Regions from separate parts of the Homo sapiens genome. Here region 1 is linked to region 2. Evidence: read pairs that join two places in POLR2A ChIA-PET (ENCODE). Cell type or tissue: GM12878. All regions are shown on one strand. Each heading gives the region's core, and the rest is flanking DNA. Links, peaks and the distances in the headings are about the cores only.

Region 1 (5,393 bases), core at 297-5,296, 65 kb after region 2:
AGAAAATATTAAGTAACCATGCCTGTGCATTATTTTTATCATTACAATAACTTGTTTCAGATTTCTTTTCAGAGTGTACTGTACATAACATGTTATAGCTTCTTTGCTTTACTTCTGAAAATATAATTCATTCACTGCCTGACATTTTATTTCTTGCAGTGAGGAACCTAACTGATTCTTGAAGATTCTGATCTAGAGGAAAATTTTCTGCACCAGTGAAGCTAGAGGCTTTCACAGATCCAATGGGCTCAGGCTTTCTATCCAGGGTTCAGGATGTCACGGTATATACTGTACGCCCATTCTTCTACATGGTGATGTGAGACACAGTAGAGGCAGACTTGAGGTCTAATTTTGCCCCAGTAATTTTCCTTTTGTGATTTTGTCAAGCTCCACAAATTTCATAATTGAAAGTTCACTCAGCTATTAACAAAGCTGCATTTAGCTGCCCACAAATCACCCAATTTAAGTTTTAACTTCTTTTTGGTCTTTTAATGAAAGAACATTCTTTTAACAGAAATCTCCCATGAGACAGTTAACTTCACAGTTCCTGAAGGCACTGTGGATCCACTGAGCAACAGATGTGGCCATTCTAGATTTAAAAAAAGTAGAAAGAAAAACAGTATGAATTTTTAAGCCATTAGTAAATGATCACATTTATTGATTGGTACTTACAAACAAAACTGTATAATTTATTTCTGCATTCCTAAAAATTCAATGGCCCAATCACTTTTCATGACTCTACTATTGCAGACTCAATTATTATGCCCATTGTATTTGTGGGAAGTCATAAACTGGCTTTATTTACTCATTGGCATCCTCTGTATCACATTTGTTCTTTCATTTATTTGCAAAATATGTACTAAGTCTATGTAAGCACTAAGTATATTAATAAATAAAGCAGACATGGTCACTAACCTCACAGAGCAGGGTTTGCAGTTTATCTAGGGAGAAAACTAGTAAGTACCATGCAAACATATAATCAAAAATTGTGAAAAGTGCTAGAAAGGTGCTATGAACTAAATGTTTGCATCCTCTTAAAACCCACATGTTGAAATCCTAATCCCCAGTGTGATGGTATTAGGAGGTAAAGCCTTTGAGAGGTAATTAGTGAATGAGGGTAGAGCACTCATGAATGGGATCAGTGCCCTTACAAAAAGATGAGAACACATGCGTCCTCTCTCTCTATCTACCATGTGATACAATGAGAAATGGCCATCTGCAAACAGGAAGTGTGTCCTTGGAGATACCAGATCTGCCAGGGTCTGGATCTTGGAATGTGAGAAATGAATTTCTCAGCCTCCAAAATTGTGGGGAATGAATTGTCGTTGTTTAAGCCACCCAGTCTATGGTATTCTGTTACAGCAGCCTGAACTGACTAAGACAAAAGGAAATACACTAGGTGGTTGTGTGAGATTAATAAAAGACTAGCTACTTAGTCAATGTCCAGGGTAGACTGTTCTGTGAGGTGATATTTAAACCGAGACCTGGAGACTGCATGAAAAGGTGGCCAAACGCACAGAGGAGAGTTTTGTGTAGTTAAGAAACTGAAAAAAAGCTTTGGGTAAGAATTTTCAGTTAGGGAAGAAAACTGTGGTGATGAAATAGGATAAATAGGCAGGGAAGGGCCAGATATGCATAATTAGTTTTTGATATAAGGTATCAAAACAATATAGTGTTGTACAAAGAAGAAAAACCTTCTATCCTATTCTTTTGATTCCCTGCACTCTTACTTTTCTCAACCAGCTAACTCATAGATAATGTTAATATCGTTTTTAAAACCGTGATGATGATAATATCCCTCCATTCCTTAAGTGTGTACTCTGTGTCAGACACTTTGCCAGGCATTTAAAATACATTATCTAATTTCAACCGCACAGCATTCCCAGTTGGATTCCTATTAATAGTCACACGTTTTAGATTCAGAAACTGAAGATCAGAAAGCTTAAATATCATGTCCAAAATCACACAGCTAGTAAATGGTAGAGCTAGGATTAAAACTCAGGCTAGCCTGACTCTAAAATACATCCTCCATTATATAGTTTCTCTCAGAAAATTGGCTTTTGATGATTGAAATGCATTATACTTTAATATGATAAAAACTGAAAGTGTCTTTGTTTCTATAAAAGGAAACCTGAAAAGATTTTGATAGTCTAGCCTTTGCTAAAGCACACTGATGAGGAAAAAGCCAGTATATATCCAAGAAGAATATTATCAGTTTAACTTATTTGCATCTTTTCTAACTTATTATTAAGCTGAGTTCATATTCTGGCAGTGACAGACTCAACCATTTCTTAGACCCCTAGTGGCATTTTAAAGTTTTGTCATCATATCTCCAGCCCCTAACATATTCCTAGAGACAGAACTGTTCGATTGAGACTTGTAGAACTCAGCTGTGCCCTAGAATCTCCAAGATGCCCCAGGCTGGAACCATCTTTGCCTCTCCTGTCTGACAAAGGCCACTCTGAGGTGCCGGCTCAGAGGCACAGGTTTTCTGACCATAACCAGGTCACACAATCTTTCTTAATTCATTGGCCCAACAAAGTGATGGGTGTACCAGTTCCTGGGAATATCAGCTCCTCAAATTATATGGCTTTGGAGCAGAAATATAATTAGGGAATTTCTGGAGCTTTCCATCACTGAGTATGTGCAATTAGCATTAGAACCCTATGGGGAAGAAACCATTAATATTGCACCCATAAGTATGTCTTAGGAAGGGTTTCTTTGTTTTCTAAAATCTTCCAGGAGTGTGTTGCTTATTCCATATTGGATATGTTCTGCTATAACAGGATTCTACAAACCATATCAATGGCAGCTCCTTAATTAGGGAAGCATGGACAACTAATAAAGCATCCTACTTGGGTTCCAGTTTTACTGATAGCATAGTTTCTTATATAAGACTAACCCTCCTATAGATAACAACTATAAAGTCTGAACAAAATACAAAAATAACAATTGAAAGCAATAGAGAGTGTCAGGCAGACACTACAGCAGTTTCAATCTTTGAAAGAAGGAAAATGTACTGTGTGAGTGTTGTTTTCACTTGGTATTCCCCCTTAGGGCACTCCCCAGTCTGTGCAGCTTGAGATAACTATAAGGAAAGCAGAAAGCCACAATCTCACTGAGGTGTCAGAGGACAGCTTGGGAGTTGTCAGAGTGGCTGGAAATTGAGGGGGAAATATCTATAAAAGAAGAAGTGAATCAGTAAACAAACTCCTTTTAAATCCTTGGCTGATCTTTGAGTTGCAGAAGAGATTCTAAAGAGCAAATCAAGAGAGCCACAGTTTGAAGGTTGAAAGATATGAGAAGAGCTTTCAGATGCTGCTCACTGAAGCAGTGCGTCAGATCTGTGTCCTTCTAAGATATAAAGGATTGATAAACAGTTTAAGTTTTCCTTAGACTTCTATCTCTCACCACCTATAAAAAATCAACTAAAAATGGATTAAAGATTTACATGTAGTATTAATACCTGCAACTATAAAACTACTAGAAGAAAACATAAGACAAATGCTTCAGGACACAGGTCTAGGCAAATATTTTATGAGTGAGACCACAAAAGCACAGGCAACAAAAACAAAAATAGATAAATGAGACTATATCAAACTAAAAAGCTTCTGCACAGCAAAGAAAAAAATCAACAGAATGAAGAGACAACTTGCAGAATGGAAGAAAATATTTGCAAACTATTCATCTGACAAGAGATTCATACCCAGAATGTACAGGGAACTCAAATAACAGCAAAACACTGCAAGTAATCCAATTAAAAATGGGCAAAGGATTTGAACAGATATTGCTGAAAAGAAGTCATACAAATGACCAACACATATATTAAAAATGCTCAACATCACTAATCATCAGGGAAACGCAGGTCAAAACCACAATGAGCTATCATCTCACTCCAGTTAGAACAGCTTTTATTAAAAAGGAACAAATTACAAATGCTGGTGAGGATGCAGAGAAACAGGAACCCTTGTGCACTGTTGGTGGGACTGTAAATTAGTAGAGCCATTATAAAAAACAGTATGAAAGTTTCTCAAAAAACTAAAATAGATCTAACATATGATCCAGCAATCTCACTACTGGGTTTTTACTGAAAGGAAAAAAAAAATCAGTATATTGAAGATATATCTGAACCCCCATGCAGTATTTTTCACAATCACCAAGATATGTAATCAACCTAAATGTCTATCAACAGATGAATGAACAAAGAAAATGTGGCATATATCCACAATGGAATACCATCCAGACATAAGAAGAATGAAATCTTGTCATTTTCAACAACATGGATGAGACTTGGAGGACATTATGTGAAATAAGCCAGGTGCAGAAAGATACATACTACATGTTCTCTCTTATATGTTGGAGCTAAAAAATTCATCTTATAGAAGAAGAATTATGGTGATCAGAAGCTAGGAGGAGTATAGGGGAGAGGAGGATAGGAAGATGTTGGTTAAAGTATACAAAATTACACAGCTAGATAGGAGGAATAAGTTCTAGTGTTCTATAACACTGTAGGATAAATATAATTAATAATAATTTATTGTATATGTTCAGAAATCTAGAAGAAAGGATTTTGAATGTTCCCACCACAAAGTAATAAATGCTTGAGGTAAAAAATACCCTAATTACCCTGATCATTGCATACTGTACATATGTATCAACACTCTGTACCCCCATAAATATGTGCAACCACTATGTGTCAACCAAACATAAAAGGAAAAACCAAATAATCCAAGCTTTCCATTGAAGGCCTAAAAGGGCCATGATTAGGTGTAAAACAATACCTACAGATTAAGAGATTCATGCTAAAACTAAAGGTAAATTTGAAACAGACCCCCCCTAACTGGTGTAAAGCCAACCTCTAATAAGTGCTAGGTTATTGGCTAATAATTTACAACCTGCTAGAACAAAAACAGTCTTCACAAGAAGCCAATGGAACCTATGATCTATAAAACATATCATCCATCATATCCAATATATTATAAAAATTAATAGACGTGAAGAAAAACAGGAAAATGTGGCTCCTAATGAAGAGAAAAAGCAGTGAATGGAAAATGACTCGAAGATGATCCAGATGTTGTAATTAGCAAAGACTGGAAAGTATCTATCATAAATATGCTCAAAAATGTTAAAAGATACAGTCATAATGAATGAATAAATGGTAAAACTTGGCAGAGAAATTAAACTACTAAAAATTAAGTGGAAATTCTGGAACTGAAAAATGCAATATCTGAAATGAAAAGATTCACTGGATGAACCTAATAGCAGATTAGAGATGGCAGAAGAAAAAGCCAGTAAATTTGAAGACAAAGCAATAGAAATTATCCAATCCATAAAACAAAGACAAAAATATTGAAATAAAAATAGAACTTTAGTGACCTTTAGGATAATTAAAC
Region 2 (5,393 bases), core at 257-5,256:
AATTTCAGCATTCTGTCATATATTCCAGTTCCTGTGCCCATTTCTACTAGGGCTTTAGTCAATTGCAGAGAGAGGACAAAACGTAAATGTAACAGTAAAGCAGGTAGGAGCCTCATTCAAAACATTTCATCTTCAGCTAATCTGTGACAAAGTAAATCAGTCTCTCTCTCTCTCTTTCTATATATATATATATTTTTTTCTCTGCCTAAGGAATAAGGAGGTAGAGTATTTCTGGTGTACGTATATATGTTATTTGTGTAAAAACTACATGTATACATATATTCAACATTTTATATTTTATTGTATAGGTACATGTTTACATATATTTTACTTATATGTACATACATACATATATATATTAGTAGGTATTTTTGCTTCATATGCCTTATTTTCTTTATCAGCTCTTCAGTAGTGACTGTATTTGATTTTTCATAAATATTTCCATGGAATATTGTTGATTTTTCTTCTTAAATGGATGAGCCACTTTTGTCCAAGGTTAATGGAGGACGTGTTGTCCTACTGGTCGTTTTTTAAAATTCATAAATCTATCCAGTTAGAAAATTTTAATGTTTTCAGAAAGGTTACAGGAAGAGATGTAGAGATCATGTGCTTATTAAAGAAAATTGCTTTAGACATTTTAAAAATGAAAAATGCTATTTCTGGGCATTTACACAACTACAAATGTAAAATTATAATGGGCAAGGTGACTCTGGTTCAACATAGGTACATTAACCAAAATCACAAGTCACAGCTACATCCAGATTGCGTGACCCTTTTGTCTAGTTTCATGGAAAAAACATTAGATAAGGACCCAGGTCTTATAGGAAATATAAAAAGTAGTCTTGACCTAGGGCCAAAAAGGACATTTGCAGGCAAAATTAGTGAGTGAGAAGACCACTTAAAATATTCCGAGTACTGCAGATTGTATTTCAGAGGACTCCGTGTTTGGAGAGCAAAACTGGTGGGGGGATCTAAGTTTACTTGATGTGGAGAGAGGCTGGTATTCTCTTAGCTTTAGAAAACAGACAAACAGAATATTTGCACATAGTTCAGGTTCTGCCCTATGCCTGTGTATCAAAACCATAAAACATTTCATAGATATTAATATTTTACTCTAATTTTATGGCACATAAAATTGGTCAATATCGTGAGTGTGTTATAATAATAGCAATTCCATTACTTACTAATTGTTGATCTTAAGTCTAATACTTTGCTTTTCTTAGACTTAGTTTCCCATCTGTAAAAGGGAAAAAATAGTTTTTTTTGTAAACATCTTAGAATTGTGAGGATTAAAAGAGAAAATATTCATGCAAGTTCTATATAAATGTAAAGTATCTTTGATGAACATTACATTTAACAAACACTTGATCAGTGTGTCTCCATGTACAAATAACATAAAGATCCAGAAACTTCTTGCAAAGTAGCAGTAAAAAAGGAAGGGATAGAGGGAGGGAGGGAAGAGAAAAGAGAAGGGAAAGAATAAATCAACTAATCTATTTAAGACACATTTTCTCTAAAAAAAAAAAAAAAACCCTGAATTTAGTCTTATTGACTCTTGTGAATAGACATCATGCTCTCCACTGATGAGCTCCTATTAGAAGTACTAAACCAAACAAAATGTAAGAAAACACTACTAATTCACTTGCCATAGGCTTAGAATTTGTAAAAGCAGAGAAATACTGTTTTATAGTCATGTTTTACTATCCATGAATATCTATCAGCTAAGAAAATTCACATATGTAAATAAGATTATAGGTAGAAAGAAAGTTTAAAGCTCTTGAAAATAAACTTTTCAAGATGCCCTCAGGCCCTTTAACAATATAATTTGCATATAAATAATTGACACCTAATTATAAATCATTTTGATCTGTTCATCAAAGCAGGTTCCAAAGGACTGCTGGTAAGCAGGGCTTTGTTTGCCTAGTTCCAATTACTGTATTAATTAAAATTTAATTGAACAACCAAGCTTAATTAATTAATTAAATAACATAATAGAAAAGGAACAGTAAAAACAGTGCAATTTTACAATTATGACTGCTAGTATCAGATTAGCTTCCCCAGGACATATGAATTACTGCAGTCTTCATGCAGTTGCATTTACTTTCATTTTTTAACCCTTTAATTCTCAAATGTTTCACATTTGTAACCTTTGAACTTCCCATCTCCTAACTCTGTCAAGTGCAGTCTTGACATGTTTGTCTTTAGCTTTCACATCCAAGCTCCAAGGTGGGTTTGTTCAGCCAGCTTATTCATAAATATTTGAACTTCACCAAAGTGTGTAGTTTTGGTTGAATGATTTACAACAGAGACAGAGAAGGTGGTGTGACATTATGACTCATAGTCACAGCTCTGGTTTTAAGACTTAGGAAAATCCCAGCTACTCAGGAAACTGAGGCAGGAGAATCGCTTGAACCAGGGAGTTGGAGGTTGCAGTGAGCCGACATTGTGCCACTGCATTCCAGCCTGGTGACAGAGAGAGACTCCGTCTCAAAAAACAAAAACAAAACAAAAACAAACAAAAAGACTTACGAAAAACTAATATGAGAAGCTTGATTAATTTTCACAGCATTTTGTTAGTCTGCTTAATTTTCGAATTCTCTTTCGTACTTAGAAAATGTGCTTGGCCTAGTAGTTCCTTTCTTTAGGATTGTTAGCAATTCCTGGAAAGGGTCTAGGGAGTAAGTAAGGTTACTGAGTTGGAAGTTTTTCAGTTCTCCCTCAGCCTTTAAATAAAGCCTCTGATCTAGAAAATTGGTGAGAGCAGTGCTGTGTCTTGACTTTGGCCCCATTACAGACAGTTGCTGATTCATCTGAGCAGAACTCTCACTGTACTTTGCTTGGTCATAGTCAGAAGAGAGGTGAGGTAGGAGTCTCATCCTGGGAGTGGACATGCAACACAAAGGGAAAATATTAAAAGAGAAGCTGAGACTCAGGGTCACTGTACCTGTCAGTTTCCTTGCCCACCCCATTCCCAACCAGCACAGCCAAAAACTATCCTCCCAACATGCCAACTCTTTCTCACTCTCTTTCCCGCTTCATTATACATTGAGCAAATGATCACCTCTTGTTACCATGAAGCTTCCATTATTTTTTGACCCACTGCAAATGTGTTTGGGCAGTAGAACAAATAAAACACCTTTCTGATTGTGTTTGGAAAGTTTTTAGAGTAATAGTATATTAAGCAGTTGCCAGGCATGGACACTATAATGGGAGGACAGGAACCATGGCTTTCTTTTTAAATTTTTGCTTCCTGCCTGTAGCATCCATTATCATACCTGGCATACCACAGGGTTCTAATAAATGTTTGGATAAGTAGCAATGGATAAATAATCTTAAAGTCACTGCAGAAACAAGTCTTGTCCTTCGGGTCTGATTTGCCAGGCTTCATTGTTCTATTTCTCTCTGTTTGCTTTTTCACAAGTCCTGTTGTTTTGATAAGTGGGTGCTATAAAAACAATTTAAATTACCACAAGGTTAATTCTTACATTGTATTGTAGTCAAAATGATGCAGATTCGTAGGAAATTAAGACTCACTTGCATGAAAGTTTAAATGTATTCTGTATCAGTCTAAAACTGAGGACGCACTTGGCTGAACTCCGGAGGTATAGAATGTAGTATTTCATTAACATTTCCTGGTAGCTTTCAAAATGTTATCCAGTGCTCAGGCAACAATCCAGGATTCCTGCTATGGCTAATTTAAAATCCGCCAAAGTCAATGGTCATTCTTCTAAAGTTAGAAAAAAAAATCAATAAGTCAGTTCAACATTGTGGTTTTCAAGACTTCAGCATCCAGTAACGATGGACTGCGTAATTTGGAGTAACACTGTCACTGAGGACAACTAGAAAATATGGACAAGAGATAAAAAATCATCCACTTGAGGACATCAGAGAGATAACAGAACAATGAGGAATATCGGGCCAAGATTGGAAAAAGAAAGGGACTCCTACCCTAATGATGTTAACCCAGTAATTGGGGCTGGTTTTGCCCCGGGAATATTTGTTGATCCAGATGAGGCTGCTAAGACTAACTAGAGTTTTCACAACCTTAAAAAGGGTACACGGCTGAACACTGAGTTTGGTAAACCACCTTTATCTTGGATTGGGACTCAAAAGGCTATGCTTCAGGAGTAAGGGTAACCCAGAAGTAAACTAGCCTTCTCCCTAGCTCTAGCCTGGCCCAGATCACCCAGAACAATCTCATCCTGAAATTGGATTAAAATAATCCTTGTTGGCCTGGTGCTGTGGCTCATGCCTGTAATCCCAGCACTTTGGGAGGCTGAGGCATGAGGGTCACCTTAGCTCAGGAGTTTGAGACCACCTTGGGCAACATGGCAAATCCCAGTCTTTACCAAGAAATTTAAAAAAAAAAATTGACAGGCATGGTGGTGCACACCTGTGGTCTCATCTACTCAGGAGGTTTGGGAGGATCGCTTGAGCCTGGGAGGCTGAGGTTGTAGTGAGCCAAAATCATGCCACTGTACTCCAGTCTGAGTGACATAGTGAGAACCCCCGTTAAAAAAAAAAAAAATCCTTGTTTTTTAATGCCCCCCAGGTACCTATAGAAGCAAATAAAAATTCTCCTAGAGGAATATAATATTATTCTATGCCTCAAATTATATCTAGGAATGTTTTTTTCAAACCAAAGTCCTGCACACAGTCAATGATATAACCAAGCCCATGAGGAGATAAGACAACATGAATGAGAACCAGCAGAAAAATATAGACGACAGGAAACATCCAGAAGCTGCAGATATCAAGTGGGAATTATTAGATTTCAAAGTCACTAAAAATAATTTAAAATTAATTTTATTTCAACTAGAATTTATCTAGTACTAGTCTAGATAAATTCAAGGATATAAATACAAATAGGTTATAATCTCTACTTTCAGGAAAATTAGAGTAAAGACATAGAAAATATGTATGCAGTTTTCCTCTTTTATTTATTATGTTTTTATGCAAGGACTGGTAAAATAAAAGAGCAAAGAAAGAAAAAGGTAAGGGAAATTTCTATCCCCATTAGCTTCCGAGCAAGCATGAGAAAGAGGAATTTAGAGGCAAATATCACTATAAGGGTAAATATTAGAAATAGGGAAAATTGACCAAGGTGATGGAAGGAGTGGCTCATCTGAGAAAGTAATGATTGGGCTAAGAACAAAGCATAGGATTTTACTGGTGTTATCTTCTAAATAATAGCTTGAATACATGACTCCTTGACTTCAAACCTGTAGTGACTCTGTATCCACTATATGATAATGTCTGTGTAGCAGGCTTATTAAATTTACTGAATCAGAAGGTACAATCATTTTTCAGCTAGATGTAGAATTAAATTAAATTAATTAATTAAGTCTAAATTAATACTTTAATTTACCATCCAATTTAAAGCTAGGGGTTCC

The links. Peaks named below come from ENCODE experiments on the same cell type or tissue, not always from the same donor. Only the 100,000 strongest peaks of a DNase experiment are listed, where the experiment ranks them.
Region 1: POLR2A ChIA-PET joins it to region 2 with 5 read pairs; 3 of 35 experiments call an interaction of 5 or more read pairs at or near these places.

Annotation. Positions count from the first base shown.
Region 1 is chr12:44,508,396-44,513,788 of GRCh38, forward strand. It overlaps NELL2 (neural EGFL like 2), which reads right to left. Exons shown (of 20, transcript NM_001145108.2): 20 at 1-589. The coding sequence ends at 539. Among named protein-coding and RNA genes, the nearest start is that of NELL2, 370 kb to the right of the region's middle. In GM12878, for the core only: no CTCF peak of the experiment used is centred there; a DNase peak (open chromatin) is centred at 3,086.
Region 2 is chr12:44,442,938-44,448,330 of GRCh38, forward strand. No RefSeq gene overlaps it. Among named protein-coding and RNA genes, the nearest start is that of NELL2, 430 kb to the right of the region's middle. In GM12878, for the core only: no CTCF peak of the experiment used is centred there; DNase peaks (open chromatin) are centred at 2,204 and 2,774; H3K27ac peaks cover 458 bases.